Linked DNA regions of Homo sapiens: region 1 is linked to region 2. A link is an interaction called in ENCODE POLR2A ChIA-PET data of the cell type or tissue named here. Cell type or tissue: MCF 10A. All regions are shown on one strand. Links, peaks and the distances in the headings refer to the core of each region. The heading gives the core; the rest is flanking DNA. Region 1 has its middle 9.2 kb from the start of ACOT4. Region 2 overlaps HEATR4 (HEAT repeat containing 4).

What was found. ChIA-PET counts read pairs that join two places held together with the same protein. Peaks named below come from ENCODE experiments on the same cell type or tissue, not always from the same donor. Only the 100,000 strongest peaks of a DNase experiment are listed, where the experiment ranks them.
Region 1: POLR2A ChIA-PET joins it to region 2 with 5 read pairs; 20 of 35 experiments call an interaction of 5 or more read pairs at or near these places.

What each region holds. Positions count from the first base shown.
Region 1 is chr14:73,598,923-73,603,314 of GRCh38, forward strand. It overlaps a transcript of HEATR4 not described here. Among named protein-coding and RNA genes, the nearest start is that of ACOT4, 9.2 kb to the left of the region's middle. In MCF 10A, for the core only: no CTCF peak of the experiment used is centred there; no DNase peak of the experiment used is centred there.
Region 2 is chr14:73,498,692-73,503,083 of GRCh38, forward strand. HEATR4 (HEAT repeat containing 4) reads right to left here. Exons shown (of 18, transcript NM_001220484.1): 11 at 4,204-4,322; 12 at 1,859-2,039; 13 at 380-449. It also overlaps a transcript of ACOT1 not described here. Among named protein-coding and RNA genes, the nearest start is that of RIOX1, 10 kb to the left of the region's middle. In MCF 10A, for the core only: no CTCF peak of the experiment used is centred there; DNase peaks (open chromatin) are centred at 1,850 and 3,710.

The DNA.
Region 1 (4,392 bases), core at 312-4,311, 100 kb after region 2:
AAACCTGAGAGGCAGAGGTTGCAATGAGTCAAGATCACACCACTGCACTCCAGCCTGGGCAACACAGCGAGACTGTCTCAAAAAAAAAACAAAAAGAAGTTTGACTACCTTGAGGATGTGATGCTGTGATGCTGTGATGAAGCTTAAAATACATGTATAAGCCAACCACAGGCACTCCTGTGACAGTCCCAACTGTGGTCAGCGTCTCAGTTATCTCAGCCCAAGTGCCAGACATGTGAGTGAAAAACACCTCCAGATCATCCTAGCCCCCAGCCATTTAAATCTCGGTGGAGACTTCACATAACCTCCACTGAGCAGTGATGTCCCTCTCAAGCCCTGTCCAAACTGCAGATTTGTGAGCAAAATAGATTGTTTTTGTTTTATGTGACTATGTTTTCAGGTGTGTTTCAGTTATCTATTGTTGTGTAGCAAACCACCCTAAAACAGCAGCTTAAAACACTAACCATGTATTTTTCTCAAGAGTCTGCAAATGGGACAGGACTGGGTAGGAATGGATCACCACTGTTCGAAGTGACACGGGCTGCGGTAATTTGACTGAGGGGTTGAAACTCAGCCCAAGTAATTAGCAAGAAGGCCCAGATGGAGAGAAATTGAGAACCCCCTAAATCATATCCCTTCCTGAGTTCCCAATTGACAGCCAGCACCAACCTCCCTGCCATAAAAGTAGAGTCTCCAAGAGAGCCTAGCAAGCCTAGCAAGCAATTCTGCATGACCTTTGTTCAGCTTTGTCTTGGAAGCTATTATACATACTATCACTCTCCCATGCTCTATTGAACAAGGCAGTCAAAGGCTAACCAAAGTTCAAGGAGAGCATAGTCTGCCTCTTGAAAGGAGAGTGGCAAGGTTCTGGAGAAGAGCATGTGGAATGGGAAATAATTGTAACCATCTTTGGCAAATACAGTCTGCCTTCTGGCCATACATTCCTCCACATGTAAAATAACACCCATTCCTCTTCTATACCCTCTCCCCCAAAAATCTCATTTCATTATAGCATCGCACTCAGGCTGAAGGTCCAATATTTCATCATCTATATCAGATCCAGGTATAGATGAGGCTCAGAACAGTCCCTTGGGTATAGCTCCTTGAATATCCTTCTTCTCAATCTGAACGGCTTTGAAACAAACAAGTTAGCTATCCTCACAGATGCATGTCCATAATACAATGGTGGGAGAAGTATAAGATAACTCCTATAGACAGTCCTGTTCAAAAATGGGGAAAATGTGGCACACAGCTGTCACTAGCCTGTAGCAACTCTGAAACACACCGGAGAACACGCTGCCAATTCCTTCATTAGTGTTCAATTTACTCTCTGTGAGTTGTTCTCTGTAGCTTTTGGTTCTACCTCCTGAGTTGAAACCTTTATTTTCCATAAGAAAATGAGTTAGCAATTAAATTTAACCTGCCTCCTAGATGGAAAAGGGGAGTTCAAAGTTCTCTTTTAATTTTGTATTCTCTGCCTTTTAAGTTCCAGCTCATAGTGGAACTGGAATTATTCTTCAGCCAGAACAATTTTCTTTTTTTTTCCAAGACGGAGTTTTGCTCTTGTTTCCCAGGCTGGAGTGCAATGGCGTGATCTCAGCTCACTACAACTTCTGCCTCTTGGGTTCAAGCAATTCTCCTGCCTCAGCCTCCCAAGTAGCTGGGATTACAGGCACCCACCACCACACCCGGCTAATTTGTTATGTTTAGTAGAGACAGGGTTTCACCATGTCGGCCAATCTGGTCTCAAACTCCTGACCTCAGGTGATCCACCTGCCTAGGCCTCCTAAAATGCTGGGATTACAGGCATGAGCCACCACGCCCAGCCAGCCAGAACAATTTTCTTAAAAACTTTGTGGGGTTTTCTAAAAATCTCAGTGGGTTTCACTCCACTAGACAAAATACACCTCTAGATATCTGTTTAAGAACTTCTCGGCCAGGCGTGCTGGCTCACGCCTGTAGTCCCAGCACTTTGAGAGGCCAAGGCGGGCGGATCACCTGAGAGGTCAGGAGTTCGAGACCAGCCCGGCCAACATGGCGAAACCCCATCTCTACTAAAAATACAAAAATTAGCCAGGTGTGGTGGTGCGTGCCTGTAATCCCAGCTACTCAGGAGGCTGAGGCAGGAGAATTGCTTGAACCCAGGAGATGGAAATTGCAGTAAGCCGAGATTGTACCACTGCACTCCAGCCTGGATGACAGAGTGAGACTCTGTCTCCAAAAAAAAGAAAATGACAATTAAATGAAATATTTTTGTAAGTGTTTAAATGACCCATCAGGTAAATGTACCTGAAGCTTTGACTGTCTTCCCAAAAATATGGATTTGACAAACCAAACATTGGTTATAAACTACTTTAGCAGGTCAGTGTGGTGGCTCATGCCTGTAATCCCAGCACTTTGGGAGGCTGAGGCGGACAGATCACTTGAGGTCAGGAGTTCGAGACCAGCTTGGCCAACGTGGTGAAACCCTATCTCTACTAAAAATACAAAAATTAGCTGGGCATGGTGGCGCACGCCTGTAATCCCCACAACTTGGGAGGCTAAAACAGGAGAATTGCTGGAACCTGGGAGGCGGAGATTGCAGTGAGCTGAGATCGCGCCACTGCATTCCAGCCTGGGCAACAGAGTGAGACTCTGTCTCAAAAAAGAACTACTTTAGCAATTTATAAGTCAGCAAACCAATATGTATTTAAATTGGATCATTTTGTCTTTTCCATGATGAGTCATAGAAACCATAACCTTTAATAACAAAACCTTTAGGGACTCAGGAAAGACAAGGCAGCCATCCTGGTTCTCCATGAGTCCATGCTTAACATTGGACTTATGTCCTCTTGAATACCAGTTATTTCTCTAATTTAGGTGCATAGCACTGATAACCAATGGGTTTTTACAGATAATTTATCTTAGACCATGGAATTCAAATGATTTTAAATAGTAATAGTTAAAACACTTCTGACAAGGAGAGCTGGTTATTTCTGTGGTCTACAATAACAACATAATTATGCTTTTTTTTTTTTAATCTTATTTCATTTTTTTGAGACGGAGTCTAAATCTGTTGCCCAGGCTGGAGTGCAGTGGTGTAATCTCGGCTCACCACAACCTCCACCTCCTGAGTTCAAGCGATTCTCCTGCCTCAGCCTCCTAAGTAGCTGGGACTACAGGCACGGGCCACCGTGCCTGGCTAATTTTCGTATTTTCAGTAGAGACGAGGTTTCACTATGTTGGCCAGGTTGGTCTTGAACTCCTGACCTTGTGATCCGCCCGCCTCGGCCTCCCAAAGTGCTGGGATTACAGGCATGAGCCACTGCACCTGGCCTAACAACATAATTATGTGTTGGGAGCCAAAAAGGTCAAAGGGATCATGACCAACCTAGCATTCCACTGGAGGCTATATGATTTATCATGAATGCAGGATGTGGGCAAACTCGCTTCTGTGCCTGCCCCAGAAGATTTGCTGAGGGCAATCGCTTCCTGGTGCCGAGCTCCTTGAGGTTATTTACTGGGACATCTAGAGAATGCAGTCTTACAAGACTACTGTAGACCAAGCAGCTGGTCCCTTCTTCCACCCCGCTTCTCACTATCTTTTTTGCCTAATAAATACAGAGGGCTGTGTAAAGCTCAGGGCCCTTGTCCACTAGAGGCAAGTTGCCTCCTGACTCCTTCTTCCAAACATATTCTTTTGTCTCTTTATTCCCGCGTTCTCCCCGCTTTGTTCAGTCCCCCAGGGATCCTGGCAGGCTACAATTATGATTGATACCATATACTCAGATGTATTAGAACGTAGAAATTCCATACAATTTTGGAACATATATTAATATCATTCACTAAAATATAACTTGAAGAAGAGTAAATCTTTTTTTTATTTTGACAATGCTTCCCATGTAACTAACCACGTCAAATAATCCTGTTTACCTCTCTTTTAAATGCTTCAGGGGCCCTCTGTAGCATCTCAAATTTAGAGATGAGAAAAGACAATTCTGAGGCTGAAATTTGATTTTGGGAAGCCTGTTAAATATGTTAAAGGTTTACAAAAATGTACATTCCCATGCCTTCTTACAATCTTTTACCAAAAACACATTTTACTCTCCTCACACACCTTGCATGTAAAACTATTTTTAGTAGTCTTAATTGTATGTTACAATGATGACTCTTAGCAATTTTTAATTTTAATGTAAAACCTGGTAACTTATTTTAATTATGTACTAGGTACAAATATGGTCTGACTCTTTCCAGCACAGCTGGGGGCGTGGTTAATTCCATATGTCCCCAGGCCTTACCAAGCTGTAAAGCAGGCAAGTTGAACTATTTTCAAAAGCCAAAGAAGCAGTTTATGACCTTAAATAATTTGGCAAACCTAATATTTGAACGTAATTTAGAACACGTTTACATTTT
Region 2 (4,392 bases), core at 119-4,118:
GATTAAGGGGCAGGGTTTTAGGTCTGTAGCAGTCTTGAAACTGATCTGACTTTTGCAGAGCGTAATAGTTGAGATCTCCAAGGAAAGCAAGATGCATCCAGCACTGGATACCTACTTGGAACTTATCCTTAATTCTGTTGGCAGGGACTGTCTTGTCAGCCCTTTCTTTAACTTAAGTTTGACATATACCTAGACTCAGGATCTTTCACTAAAAATTGAAGAAAATTATCTTTCTCTTTTCAGACAAGGAACTTCTGAAAAGCTAAGATCATTACCTCTCCTGCACTTCACCCCATTAGAGAGTTTCAGGGGATCATTTCTACTTGCATAGGCAAAGGTATTTAAGGTTGAAGAGTTTGGGGCACTACTTCTATAATACCTCGAATGGCAAAGGCCTTGATTTTCCAGTAAGGATCTCTCTGCATCAGGTTCAGGAGGCATTCAAGCACCTGGGATGGAAAAGGCAGTGTTGAGTGGGGAGGACCAGAGCAAGAATGAACCAGAAACAGCTGGGTGCGGTGGTGCACCCCTGTAATCCCAGCATTTTGGGATGCCAAGGTGGGCGGATCACTTGACATCAGGAGTTTGAGACCAGCCTGGCCAACATGGTGAAACCCTGTCTCTACTAAAAATACAAAAATTAGCCGGGCATGGTGTCACACGCCTGTAATCCCAGCTACTCGGAGGCTGAGGTAGGAGAATTGCTTGGACCTGGGAGGCGGAGGTTGTAGTGAGCTGAGATCGTGCCACTGTACTCCAGCCTGGGTGACAGAGCGAGTCTCCATCTCAAAAAAGCAAAAAAACAAAACAAAGCAAAAGAATGAATCAGAAACAGGGAAACCACTTATCTCTAAAAGGAGCTATAATTGAAAAATGACCTATCAATTCTGGTGACAAATGAGCTGGAGCCTAAAGTACCAACCTATATGCATAGTGAGTACATTAGCTGAATTATCTGCTATTGATTTTCTCAGTCTACAGATCTGGGGCCATATGGCTTCTCTTGAACACTTCAAACAGATTTTTCCCTAATAATGGAATTATAACTCCATTTATGGGAGTTGATCCTAAAGCCCATCAGCACCCAGGTAATGAGAAGCTAGTTAACTGAGGTGAGAACAGGATTCAGGGGTGTGCTCTAGAATCGAAGTCTGGGCTGGCTGGGAGCTAAACCAAGCTTGTCCAACATGTGGCCTAGGACAACTTGGAATGCGGCCCAACACAAATTTGTAAACTTTCTTAAAACATGAGATTTATGCCAGGCGCGGTGGCTCACGCCTGTAATCCCAGCACTTTGGGAGGCCGAGGCGGGCGGATCACGAAGTCAGGACATCGAGACCATCCTGGCTAACACGGTGAAACCCCATCTTTACTAAAAACACAAAAAAATTAGCCAGGTGTGGTGGCAGGTGCCTGTAGTCCCAGCTACACAGGAGGCTGAGGCAGGAGAATGGCGTGAACCTGGGAGGCGGAGCTTGCAGTGAGCCGAGATGGCGCCACTGCACTCCAGCTTGGGTCACAGAGCGAGACTCCGTCTCAAAACAAACAAACAAACAAACAAAAAAACCATGAGAATTATGCACGGACCTTTTTTTTTTTTTTTTAGCTCATCAACTATCGTTAGTGTTAGTGTACTTTATATGTGGCCCAAGACAATTCTTCCATTGTGGCCCAGGGAAGCCAAAAGATTGGATGCCCCTGAAACAGTCCTGTTTGAAGTGGCTTATACACCCCCTTCCCAGTTCCAATCTCTCATTCTGTGTCCCCACAGAATGTTGAGCATACTGTGCACAACCAGGGAAGGTAATGCCCTCTTCAGGTCAATCAGGTAAGATGAGAATATGTTTCCCTGACTCACCATCTTGTCGCGGATCTGCAGGGCACCAGCTGCCAAACAGGCTGCCCGCCGAACTGCTGTGAAGTCATCAGAGAAGCAGTGCAGGAAGCTTGGGAGAAGCTTGGCGGTCATAAGCTTGAGCTCACCTATCAGGTAGAGAGCTTCCACACGCTCCTGGGAATTTCCTTGACCTAGCTTGACCCTGTAAGGCACAAGTTGCTTTCCTTTCACCTCCTTAAACTTTCAGTACCTAACCCCCAACCCCCACTAATGCCCTCATGATAAAATCCGGGTTCTGTAGGCTGTCAATCCCATTCAGCCTTATGCTCATGAGATAAGTTTTACTGGGTACAGAGCTCGATTGTCTTCTTTACTTGAATCCCTAATACATAGCTGTTCAGTAATTAGGTAATGCAGGGCTTTCAGTTACACTGAATGACTGAATAAAGGAAAATGTCAACTTGCACCTCTTTTCACAGTCAAGTTCTCTTCTCCATTGCCCTCACGTGTGCCATGATTATGTCTGCATTTGGCTTCCAGCCTGGAATGCCTATGCAGTCTTTTTGTTTGTTTGTTTAAATTATTTTTATTTATTTTATTATTTTTTTGAGATGGAGTCTCGCTCTGTTGCCCAGGCTGGAGTGCAGTGGCTGGATCTTGGCTTACTGCAAGCGCCGCCTCCTGGGTTCACGCCATTCTCCTGCCTCAGCCTCCTGAGTAGTTGGGACTATAGGCGCCCACCACCACGCCTGGCTAATTTTGTTTTTCTTGTATTTTTAGTAGAGATGGGGTTTCACTATGTTAGCCAGGATGGTCTTGATCTCCTGACCTCGTGATCTGCCCGCCTCGGCCTCCCAAAGTGCTGGGATTACAGGCATGAGCCACCGCGCCCGGCCTTAAATTATTTTTAGAGATGGGGTCTTGCTATGTTGCCCAGGCTGGTCTTGAACTCCTGACCTCAAGTGATTCTCCTGCCTCAGCCTGAGTAGCTGGGATTATAGGCACTTACCCACTCTGCGGCTCCTATGCAGTCTCTCTCTCTTTTTTTTTTTTTTTTTTTTTTGAGATAGGGTCTTTCTCTGTTGCCCAGGCTGGAATGCAGTGGCATGATGATGGCTCATGACAGCTTTGGACTTCCTGGACCCAGGCAGTCCTCTTGCCTCAGCCTCCCAAGTAGCTGGGACTACAGGCATACACCACCACACTGGCTAACTTTTTATTTTATTTTATTATTATTATTTTTGAGACGGAGTCTCACTCTGTCGCCCAGGCTGGAGTACAGTGGCGTGATCTCCGCTCACTGCAAGCTCCAACTCCCAGGTTCACGCCATTCTCCTGCCTCAGCCTCCCGAATAGCTGGGACTACAGGCGCCCGCCACCACGCCCTTTTGTATTTTTAGTAGAGACAGGGTTTCACCATGTTAGTCAGGATGGTCTCGATCTCCTGACCTTGTGATCCACCCGCCTCGGCCTCCCAAAGTGCTGGGATTACAGGAGTGAGCCACTGCGCCCGGCCAATTTTTTTTTTTTTTTTTTTTAATTTTTAGTAGAGGCAAGGTCTTGCTATGTTGCCCAGGCTGGTCTCGAACTCCTGGGCTCAATTGATCCTCCTGCTTCAGAGTCTCAAAGTATTGGGATTACAGGCGTGTGCCACTGGGCTGGGCCTCCTGTGCAGTCTTATCCACCCTCTGTGAAACTTGGCCTTACTCCTCTAGCCACGCTGAGTATTCCATTTTTCTGCTCCAGCAGTTATGGTATATGCCATTTGTTCTAGTTTTTAATGATTTGGTATTTTTAATTAGGTGTTTGTATATTTTGCATGTGGTCATCAGAATTGCGTCATACTTTTGAACACCCTCCAGCACCGAAACCATTGCCTCACACCTACTGGGCACTCAATGCTTCTTTCCCTAGCCACATTGTTAGTTTGTAGGGACTGTTAATTTTTTACAGTGGGACCTGGTCCAGGGTCCGTACAGAGGAGCTCAACAAATGCTGGGTGGCTGGATCCCAGGCCTCCTAAGCACTTTTTTTTTTTGAGACGGAGTCTTGCTCTGTTGCCAGGCTGGAGTGCAGTGGCGCGATCTCTGCTCACTGCAACCTCCGCCTCCCAGGTTCAAGCGATTCTCCTGTCTCAGCCTCCCGAGTAGCTGGGATGACAGGCATGTGCCACCACGCCTGGCTAATTTTTTGTATTTTTAGTAAAGACAGGGTTTTACTGTGTTAGCCAGGATGGTCTCGATCTCCTGACCTCGTGATCCGCCCACCCCGTCTTCCCAAAGTGTTGGGAGCCACCTTGCCCAGCCTGCCTCCTAAACACTTCTAAGAATTTAGAAGAGTGTCTCCTCATGTTGACTGGGTCTTACCTGATTATGTCGTGCACCTCTTTCCCGAGGCTCATTTGCCCAAGCGCCTGTGCAGCTGCTCTCCTCACTTCCTTATTCCAGTCATTCCACATCAGCTGGATCAACTTATGTTTCATATCCTATAAATAGGTATGATCATTAGGTATCATCACTTAATGAATGTTAATTTTGTGCTTGGCGTTGTGCTGT